Linked DNA regions of Homo sapiens: region 2 is linked to region 1. A link is an interaction called in ENCODE POLR2A ChIA-PET data of the cell type or tissue named here. Cell type or tissue: Panc1. All regions are shown on one strand. Each heading gives the region's core, and the rest is flanking DNA. Links, peaks and the distances in the headings are about the cores only.

Region 1 (5,382 bases), core at 332-5,331:
AAAGTGCTGGGATTACAAGCATGAGCCATCATGCCCAACCATATTTTTTCTATATAGGAAATGGATTAGACTGTAGTAGATAAGTGGGTGGATTCATAAGATGTTTGCAAAAAAAGATAGGAAATCAAATCAACAGGATATGGTGAGTGACTGGAAACAGCAGGTAAGGGAGAGGAGAAGTTAAGAGCAACTTCTAAGTTTCTAGCAGGGGCTGTGAGGTGGATAATGGTGCTGTTACTGAGAAGGGATATCTTGCAGGAGGACCAGGTTTAAGGGAAGGGCTAAGTTTGGAATATTTTGAGTTTGAGGAAGCTAGGAATCATTCAAGTAGACAACTAGTTATATGAATCTGAAGCTAAGGGACAATATCTTTCTCAGTATACAGGTCTTGGAGTTAAAAACAATTGTCAAAAAGATTAGCCTAAGAATGTTCATAGAAGCTTTATTCACAAAAACCAAAAACTGGAAACAATCCAAATGTTCAATGGGAGAATGAATATACATACTGTGGTACATTTGTATTATGGAATACTACTCTGTAATAAAATAATAAACTATTGATATATATATATAATACAATAGGTGACTTCAAAACAACATCATATTAAGGAAAAAAAGCCAGAAAACACTACATATTTTATTATTCTATTTGTGTGAAGATTAAGACTAGTAAAACTAGTCTATAGTGATAAAAATCAAAATAGTTGTTGCCTGGAGTTTTTGGGCAGTAGGAGGGGGTGTTGGTGGCAAGGAGGAGGATGAGGGGATTAACTGGAAAAGGGCTGGAGGGAACTTGCTGTGTTGACAGAAATGTTCTGGGTTTGTCTTGACTGGGGTGTTTTTTACACAGAAGGGTATATTTGTCTTAACTCATCAGATTATATACAAAAGATCTGTGCATGTTACTGTATGCAAATTATATCTCAGTAAAATTAATTAGTGAAAAATAAATAAAAAGCACCCAGGAGAGAATTTCCACAGGTTCCTACCATCATCATATCTACCCATCCTATATCTGTGCCCAGGTACTGCCTTTCCTCCTGTTTATAAAAATGAACTGTCTTTTCTCCTAAAGCCACTCTTCCATTGCAACACTATATCCCATTCCTTCTCATCTCACCTCATTGATGACATTACTCTGGTAATTCTCCCTTCACCCTCCTGCATCAGTTTTTCTGTCTCTACTGGATCATTCACATGAGCACAGAAACATGCTGAAAAATCCCCCATTCTAAAAAGAGAGAGATGTCCTCCTTTGACCTGACATCCTCCTGCAGCTTACATTCCATTTCTCTACTTTTGATACAACAAAATTCTTCATAAGTGTTGCCTGTATTTTCTGTCTACAAGTTCCTTCCGTGTCTTCTCTTAAACCTACTCCAGTTAGGGTTTTGCCCTCGTCACAACTCAAACTGCCTGCCAAGGTCACCAATAACCTTTTTGTGGCCAAATCAAATGGTTAACTCTCAGACCATTGATCTTTCTTTTCTCCGCTAAATACATTCTACACTTGCTTCAGGGTTTGTTTTCCTCTTACCTCACTGGCCATTCTTCCTTTGCTGATCCATTTCCCTCAACCCGATCCCTAAATATTGGGTTTGGCCCTTGCAACTCTTTTCTTTCCTATCTATGCTCACTGTCTTGATGGTCACATCCAATCTTGTGGCTTAAATACAATCTATATTCTGACAATATCCAATTAAAAAAAAAACAATTCTCTCCTCAAGACCTGCATCAACCCCAAACTCACAATAATAATTAATTCCCAGTATAGCTCAGAGGGAAAATTACAAGCTCTACTGAGTGAGAGAAAATACTATATACACAGAAAATGCAGCAGTTGAAGGATAACTTGTATTGTCAGAAATTTGGGGAGCATATTGACAGTATATTCTAAAGGTATTAGTCCACAGAGAAAAAAATATAAGGTTGGATCTGGCTAAATTTATTAATATAAATATGGAGATTTAATATGTTTAACTGCCTGGGTGTAACTAACAATTTGCTTGGTTGGTTAGCAGGACTGACTTCAATAGTGGCCTATAGTGAATGAAATTGAGATGCCATCCCAGCACTTTGGGAGGCCGAGGCGGGTGGATCATGAGATGAGGAGTTCAAGACCAGCCTGGCCAAGATGCTGAAACCCCGTCTCCACCAAAAATACAAAAATTAGCTGGATGTGGTGGTGCACGTCAGGCACACCACCGAGTAGCCTAATCCCAGCTACTCAGGAGGCTGAGGCAGAAGAATCGCTTGAACCCGGGCGGTGGAGCTTGCAGTGAGCCGAGATCGCGCCACTGCACTCCAGCATGGGTGACAGAGTGAGACTCCGTCTCAAAAAAAAAAAAAGAAAGAAATTGAGATGCCAGTACTTCTTTGGTATGCTCTAGGAATTAAACCTCAGGCTTAGGGAAATGAGTATGTTAGAGCAGATATGATCATCCACATACCAACCATACCTCCTGGAGGCCTAGAGGGTATTCTCTTCACCAAGCCATTAATAAATTAATAAATATGAAAAATTAATCATTTAATAAATGCCTGGGTTGGGAGCTTCAGTATCCTTTTAAAGCTCTGTGTTGGCTGTATTCCGTAGGTCAGTGATGACGGTCGGAAATGTTGCCATGAAATTAGGAATCCCTGATTGCAATGGAATAATAGAATCCTGGTGTGTAGAAGGCCAGGTGGCAGCATTTAATCATCAGAGACAGGATAGATGCAATTACCACATTAAGCTGCAGAGAGGAAATGTTAATCAAGTACTTTAACCCAAGAGATTTGTGGCAATAATTAATTACAAGGTTCCTGGGAATGAAACAGGTGGGCAGCCCATCAAAGTTTTGCTTTAGAAAAATTCTAGGTCTTCCCTTCTTGCCTCCCAGTTACCTTGGCAGCTGCTTTTGTTTGGGGGCCATCCCACACCTAATGCAGGAAGATGGTGCTTGCAAAGAAGATTAAAAAGTCAGTGGAATGGATCAACTCTAGGCTTCTACTTGTTATAAAAAGTGGAAAGTACATACTGGCGTACAAGCAGACTCCAAAGATGATCAGGCAAGGCAAAGCAAAATTGGCTATCCACACTGAAAACTGTCCAGCTTTGAGGAAATCCAAAATAGAGTACTATACCATGTTGACCAAAACTGGTGTCCATCACTACAGTGACAATAATTTTGAATTGGGCATAGCATGTGGTAAATACTGCAGAGTATGCATGTTGTCTATCATTGATCCAGACGATTCTGATATCGTTAGAAGCGTGCCAGAACAGACAGGCCACCACCTTGACCATTCAGGCTTCTCAGCCAGTCCAGCCTGTGGGCCTTGGAGAGCCCAAACTGATCAGGGGCTGAAAGGTTCTCCAACACAGCACAGCTGCTCTACCAAAAAGCAGCCAGACTGCTTCTTTAAGTGGGTCTGTGATCCCGTTCCTCCTAACTGGGTGAGACCTCCCAACCAGGGACTCCAGCCATCTCCTACAGGTGCATTCAGGCTGACAATAGATTAGTACCCTCCCTGCGATGCAGCTTCCAGAGGAAGGGGCAGGCTGCCATTTTTGATGTTTCACAGCCTTCATCAGTGATACCTTCAGGTACAGGAAAAACAAAGGTGACTAGGGTCTGGAGCAGACCCCCAGAAAACCGCAGCAGCCCTGTGGAAGAGTGGCCAGATGGTTAAAAGAAAAACAAACAAATAAACAGAAAACAACAACAACAAAGAAAACAACACAAAAATCCCACCAAAGGTCAGCAACCTTGAAGATTGAAGGTGGATAAGCCCACAAAGAAAAGAAAGAATCAGTGCAAAAACAATAAAAACTCAAAAAGAAAGGAAGATGACACAAAAACAAATGGAAAAACATTTCATGCTCATGGATAGTACGAATCAATATCATGAAAATGGCCATACCACCCAAAGCAATTTATAGCTTCAATGTTATTCCCAATAAACTATCATTGACATTCTTCACAGAATTTAAAAAGAACTATTTTAAAATTAATATGGAACCAAAAAAGAGCCCAAATAGCCAAGACAATCCTAAGCAAAAAGAACAAAGCTGGAGGCATCATGCTACCTGACTTCAAACTATACTACAAGCCTACAGTAACAAAAAGAACACGGTGCTGGTACAAGAACAGACACATAAGCCAATGGAACAGAATAGACAACCCAGAAATAAAACCACACACCTACAACCATCTGATCTTTGACAAGCCTGACAGAAACAAGCAATGGGAAAAGGATTCCCTATTTAATAAATGGTGGTGCTGGGAGAACTGGCTAGTCATATGCAGAAAATTGAAACTGGACCCTTTCCTTATATCATATAAAAAAATCAACTTGAGGTGGATTAAAGACTTCAATGTAAAACCCAAAATCATAAATACCCAAGAAGAAAATCTAGGCAATACCATTAAGGCACAGGCACAGGCAAAGATTTTATGATGAAGATGCCAAAAGCAATTGCAACAAAATCAAAAATTGACAAATAGGATCTAATTAAACTAAAGCACTTCTGCACAGCAAAAGAAAAGATCAGAATGAACAGACAACCTACAGAATGGGAGAAAATTTTTATAATCTATCCATCTGACAAAGGTCTAATATCCAGCATTTACAAGGAATGTAAACAAATTTACAAGAAAAGAAAACAACCCCATTAAAAAGTGGGAAAAGGACAAGAACAGACACTTCTCAAAAGAATACATACATGTGGCCAAAAAACATATAAAAAAGGGTTCAACATTACTGATCATTAGAGAAATGCAAAACAAAACCACAATGAGATACCATCTCACACCAGTCAGAATGGCTATTGTTAAAGTAAAAAAAAAAAACTGATGTTGGCAAGGTTATGGAGAAAAAGGAACACTTTTACACTGTTGGTGGGAGTGTAAATTAGTTCAACCATTGTGACAGACGGTGTGGCAATTCCTCAAAGACCTAGAAGCAGCAGAAATACCGTTTGACCCAGCAATCCAATTACTGGGTATATACCCAAAGGAATATAAGTCATTCTTTTTTTTTTTTTTTTTTTGAGATGGAGTCTCACTCTGTCACCCAGGCTGGAGTGCAGTGGTGTGAACTGGGCTTACTGCAACCTCCGCCTCCCAGGTTAAGCAATTCTTGTACCTCAGCCTCCCAAGTAGCTGGGACTACAGGTGCATGCCACCATGCCTGGCTAATTTTTGTATTTTTAGTAGAGACAGGGTTTCACTATGTCAGCCCGGCTGGTCTCAAACTCCTGACCTCAGGTGATCCACCTGCCTTGGCCTCCCAAAGTGCTGGGATTACAGGCATGAGCCACTGTGCCCAGCCCTCATTCTATTATAGATACATGTATGTGTATGTTCATTGCACCACTATTTACAATAGCAGAGACAT
Region 2 (5,382 bases), core at 122-5,121, 100 kb before region 1:
TTAAGAATGTAACAAATGTGGCAGTTAAAATTTTTAAAGATGTAAACATTCGAGGTTTGATTTGTTAAGAATAACTGTTAAGGATAACAGTTATCCTTTTATTACTACTATTTGCTAAACCAGAAACTACTACTATAAACCAGAAAGTTCTGGGCATTTTAGTCATGTTTATGTTCGCAGTCATCACTCAACTGTATTCCCACCTTACAAATGAAGGAATACGTTCAAAAGAGTTAATTTGTTTTATTTAATATAGCTAATTAAAATACATAATTCAGTCCAGATCTGAAGCAACCAAATCAATCTCACTTTGTGGTGGTCTGTCTCCTACAGTAACGACAGCATTGTCAGGTGCCCATCTGAAGCCCAATGGTGACATGCCTGCCTAGTTTCCTGCCCAAAGTGTTTATGTGAAGGGACTCTGGCAAAAAACCTATTCCTTTGTTCTCCTATTTTCATGTGGGGGCTTTCACTTTTTGCTAGGAGTGCAATACTGTAATATTCACCACATTTTCTAACTCACCTTTACCAGTAATGAAGCTCAATACTTTATTTTGATCCATGTTTGGCTTATTGTTTCTCTTCTCTGTTAAGAAATCAGAGGCTGGGTGCAGTGGCTCACGTGTGTAATCCCAGCACTTTGGGAGGCCGAGACAGGTGGATCACCTGAGGTTGGAAGTTCGAGACCAGTCTGGCAAGATGGTAAAACCCTGTCTCTAATAAAAATACAAAATTTAGCTGGGCATGGTGGCATGTGCCTATAATCCCAGCTACTTGGGAGGCTGAGGCACAAGAATCACTTGAACCTGGTAGGTGAAGGTGCAGTGAGCCAAGATCATGCCACTGCACTCCAGGCTGGGCAACAGAGTGACAGACTCCATCTCCAAAAAAAAAAAAAAAAAAAACACCTCAGACAGGTGGATAAGTGACTCAATTAGACTCTCTTGAACCTCCAACTGCCATGTGTTACGCAGTTAGAGAAATAATCAAGGTTTGAGATCAAGCAGATATAGTTAATGAAACACACTGACAACATAAAGAGAATTACAGGAATGAGTATTATCATTTACAGAATAAAACCACTAACATAAATGTTCTAAGTTCAATTATAACATTTCAGAGAAAGTCTATTTTTGAACATACCTTTACTTCCATCTATGAAATTTTTAGACCATTCAGTCTAATACTCTAACCACTTTGAAAAAAACTAAGTCAATATCACCTGCTTTTACTGCTGCACAGAAAGCAGACTCTAGTATAAATGCATTCAGTCCTACATTCTAATTCCAATTTTTAGTCTGGCCCATCTTTCCACTGATTAATGTAGATGTATTTCTAGACCTTTGCTTACTCTGATAAGCTAAATCCGAACATTTCCCTGTGCACTGACTGTTCCTGAGTCAGTGTGTCTCTATTATTCCAGGAATGTCTCAGCTTATGCCCCAAGCATCTTCTAGCATTATTCTCTACGCACTGGCTAATAAAAACCATCAGGGCAGTAAGCAAGCTGATTAAAGCATACCAAGCAGTTATAAGACCTGGGTTAAAGCCAAGAAGAAAGCAACAGGAATGTGGCAGGAAAAGGAGGAAGCAGCTAATAAATGTTTAATTAGCAGCTACTATATGATCCCCTCCCAAAAAAAGTATGGGTACACATTATTGGCCCAATTTATGAGGGTAGCAGACTCAAATTAAGTAATTTTCCCCAAGGCTATACTACACGTAAGAGGGAGAAAAGTAATGCAATGTTTCATGATCTGACTGGCCAATCTTTTTTTCTCAAACTGGTGACGTACATCTTCAGGCATAAACTGAAACATACCAGGGATACACTAAGAAAAAGAAAGTAAGTGCTAAACCAGGTATGTAGTGTCAGCTCTCTTCATTCACCCCAGTTTTCAAAAATCAACAGACAAACAGGAAATGATTTTTGTTTTTCCTTTTTCTGGCAGTAATTCAAATATTTCTATATTTTTATTAACAGTATGCAATGAAATGCAAAATTCACACACATTCCTGAGATAAAACACAGAATTTAAGAAATTTTCAAGCTATTATAAGGTACAGGCATACCTCATTTTATTGTGCTTCACTTTATTGTGCTTTTTCATTATTATTCTATCTGTTCTGGTGATCTGTGATCAGCGATCTTTGGTATTACTATTGCAATAGTTTACAGGTGCCACAAACCGCACCTATCTAAGACAGCGAACTTCAGAGTTTAAAGTCTCTGTGTGTTCTGCCTGCTCCACCAACTAGCCGTTCTTCCATCTCTTTCCCTCTCCTTGGGCCTCCCTATTCCTGAAACACAACAATATTGAAAATAGGCCAATTAATAATGCTACAATGGCTTCTAAGTGTTCAAATGAAAGGAAAAGTTGCAAGTCTCTCATTTTAAAGCAAAAGCTAGAAATGATTAAGCTTACTGAGGAAGGCAACATGTTGAATGCGGAGACAGGCCAAAAGCTGGGCCTCTTGTACCGGTCAGTGAAGTCTGAATGCAAAGATAAAGTTCTTTTAAAAAATTTAAAGTGCCAGTCCACTGAACACACAAATGGTAAGAAAGTGAAACAGCCTTTTGCTGCTGAGTAGAAAGTTTTAGTGCTTTGGATAGAATATCAAACCAACCAACCATTGTCTTAAGCCAAATCCCAATCCAGAGCTAGGCTCTAACTCTTCAATTCTAAGCAAGGATAAAAAGGGTAAGGAAGCCGCAGAAGAAAAGTATGAAACTAGCAGATGCTGATTCATGTCATTTATCTTAGTCTGCTTTCTATTGCTTATTAAAAAATACCTGAAACTTGGTAATTTATAAAAAAAAATGATTTCTTACAGTTATGGATGCTGAGAAGCCCAAGGTAAATGGGCAGCATCTGGTGAGAGCCTTCTTTCTTTCTTTCTTTCTTTTTTTTTTTTTTTTTTGCAACGGAGTCTCGCTCTGTCACCAGGGTGGAGTGCAGTGGTGTGATCTTGGCTCACCGCAACCTCTGCCTCCCGCGTTCAAGTGATTCTCCTGGCTCAGCCTCCCAAGTAGCTGGGACTACAGGTGCACGCCACCATGCCCAGCTAATTTTTGTATTTTTAGTAGAGACGGGGTTTCACCATGTTGGCCAGGATGGTCTTCATCCCCTGACCTCATGATCCACCCGCCTCGGCCTCCCAAAGTGCTGGGATTACAGGCGTTAGCCACTGCACCCAGCCAAGGGCCTTCTTTCAGGTGGGGACTCTCTGCAGAGTACTGAGCAGAACGGCAGAACAGGGAATCACATGGCAAAGAGGCTGAATATGCTAGCTCAGGTCTCTCTTCCTTTTTTCTTTTTGTTTGGAGACAGAGTCTCATTCTGTCACCCAGCCTGGGACTACAGGTGGCACTACAGGCACACACAACCACATCCAGCTAGTTATTTTTTTAGTTTTTGTAGAGACAGAGTCTCACTATGTTGCCCAGACTGGTCTCAAACTCCTGGGATCAAGCAATCCTCCTGCCTTGGCCTCCCAAAGTACAAGGATTACAGGCATGAGCTACTGCATCCAGCCCCTTTCTCTTCTTAAAAAGCAATGAGTCAGTCTCACTCCCATGATAATCCACTAACACATTAATCCATGAATGAATTCATGAGGGCAGAGCCCTCATGACCCAATCACCTCTGAAAAACCACACTTCTCAATATTGCCACAATGGAAATTAAGTATCAACAGAAGTTTTGGAGGGGAGAAATATTCAAACGATAAGCGAGGTTTAAAGAAAAGCCATCTCCATGACATGTAAGTATAAAGTGAAGCAGTAAGTACTAATACAGTAACAGAAGCTGCAGTAAGTTATCCAGAAGATCTGGCTAAGATAATTGATAAATGTGGCTTCATTAAACCACAGATTTTCAATGTAAACAAACAATCTTCTACTGAAAGAAATGCTATCTGCCGGGCGTCGTGGCTCACGCCTGTAATCCTAGTGCTTTGGGAGGCAGAGGTGGGTGGATCACAAAGTCAGGAGGTTGAGACCATCCTGGCTAACACAGTGAAACCCCGTCTCTACCAAAAACACAAAAAATTAGCCAGGTGTGGTGGCAGGCGCCTGTAGTCCCAGCTACTCGGGAGGCTGAGGCAGGAGAATGGCGTGAACCCAGGAGGCGGAGCTTGCAGTGACCCAAGATCACACCACTGCTCTCCAGCCTGGGCAACAGAGCAAGACTCCATCATAAACAAATAAATAAATAAATGCTATCTAAGACTTTCATAGCTAGAGAGAAGTCAATGACTGGCTTCAAAGCTTCAAAGGACATGCTGACTCTCGTTAGAGGCTAACACAACTGGTGACTTTAAGTTGTAGCCAATGTTCATATCCCATTCCAAAAATCATACGGCCCTTAAAAATTATGCAAAATCTACTCTGCCTGTGCTGTATAAATGGAACAACAAAGCCTAAATGACAGCACATCTGCTTAGAGCACTGTTTACTGAGTATTTTAAAACCATTGTTGAGACCCACTGCTCAGGAAAAAAGATTTCTTTCAAAATATTATTGCTCATTTACAATGCACCTGGTCACTCAAGAGTTCTAACGGCAAAGTACCAAGCTAAACAGGAAAAAGAGAAGACACAAAAGTGTTAAAAACCCTAATAATTAGATATGTCTGGATTAACAAATCCATAAAACTTTCTCCAACTCTCCCAAAGAATCAATCACTCCCTCTACAGTGCTTATACAACACTTGACATAATTTATATTCCTACTCTAGCATTTATCGTATCACATTATTTATATGTATCTCATCAATTACAATTATTTCCTCTAAGACAACCACCATGCTTTATTCATTTTTGTATTCCCAGAAAAGTATAAGAAACATACCAGCTGATAATACTTATTTTATGAACAGGTTAAATTTATACACTTCAAAGACCAAAATAATTTCTGTTAGAGAAATTTTGATCTTCCTAAGATCATTTCAGCACGAGAATTTTAAAAGATTTGAATTAAATTAGCCAACCAATACAAATACCAAATCCAAATCCACTTTACAGCTAATGGAATTTGAAAGGCTAATTTCCTCACCCATAATCAAGAAACCACACTCTATAGACCTAATATAAAGACAAACACTAAACACTTACTGCCCATAGTCTTTATATAAAGTATACCCTGCTATATCAGAGAATTTCTGGTCATGCAAAAACAAAAGTGGGATTAAAGAAGAAAACCTTTACAAATGATGCCTTCCTTTTTGTTTATCCCAGCACACCTTATTAAGGCCAACAAATCTTAAGACATAACAATCAGAATTATAGTATATTAGTTTAGTTTTAATTATCTATATTTCAGTTCTGTTTCTATACTTCAGGCCCATTTGGCTCTCCAGAGAGCAAATATCATTACGTTAT

Evidence for each region. ChIA-PET counts read pairs that join two places held together with the same protein. Peaks named below come from ENCODE experiments on the same cell type or tissue, not always from the same donor. Only the 100,000 strongest peaks of a DNase experiment are listed, where the experiment ranks them.
Region 2: POLR2A ChIA-PET joins it to region 1 with 5 read pairs; 3 of 35 experiments call an interaction of 5 or more read pairs at or near these places.

What each region holds. Positions count from the first base shown.
Region 1 is chr1:174,088,026-174,093,407 of GRCh38, reverse strand. It overlaps the pseudogene RPL30P1. Among named protein-coding and RNA genes, the nearest start is that of RC3H1-DT, 68 kb to the right of the region's middle. In Panc1, for the core only: no CTCF peak of the experiment used is centred there; no DNase peak of the experiment used is centred there.
Region 2 is chr1:174,187,842-174,193,223 of GRCh38, reverse strand. The region is part of intron 1 of RABGAP1L (RAB GTPase activating protein 1 like); the gene reads right to left. Among named protein-coding and RNA genes, the nearest start is that of RABGAP1L, 31 kb to the right of the region's middle. In Panc1, for the core only: a CTCF peak has its summit at 3,485; no DNase peak of the experiment used is centred there; H3K27ac peaks cover 3,982 bases.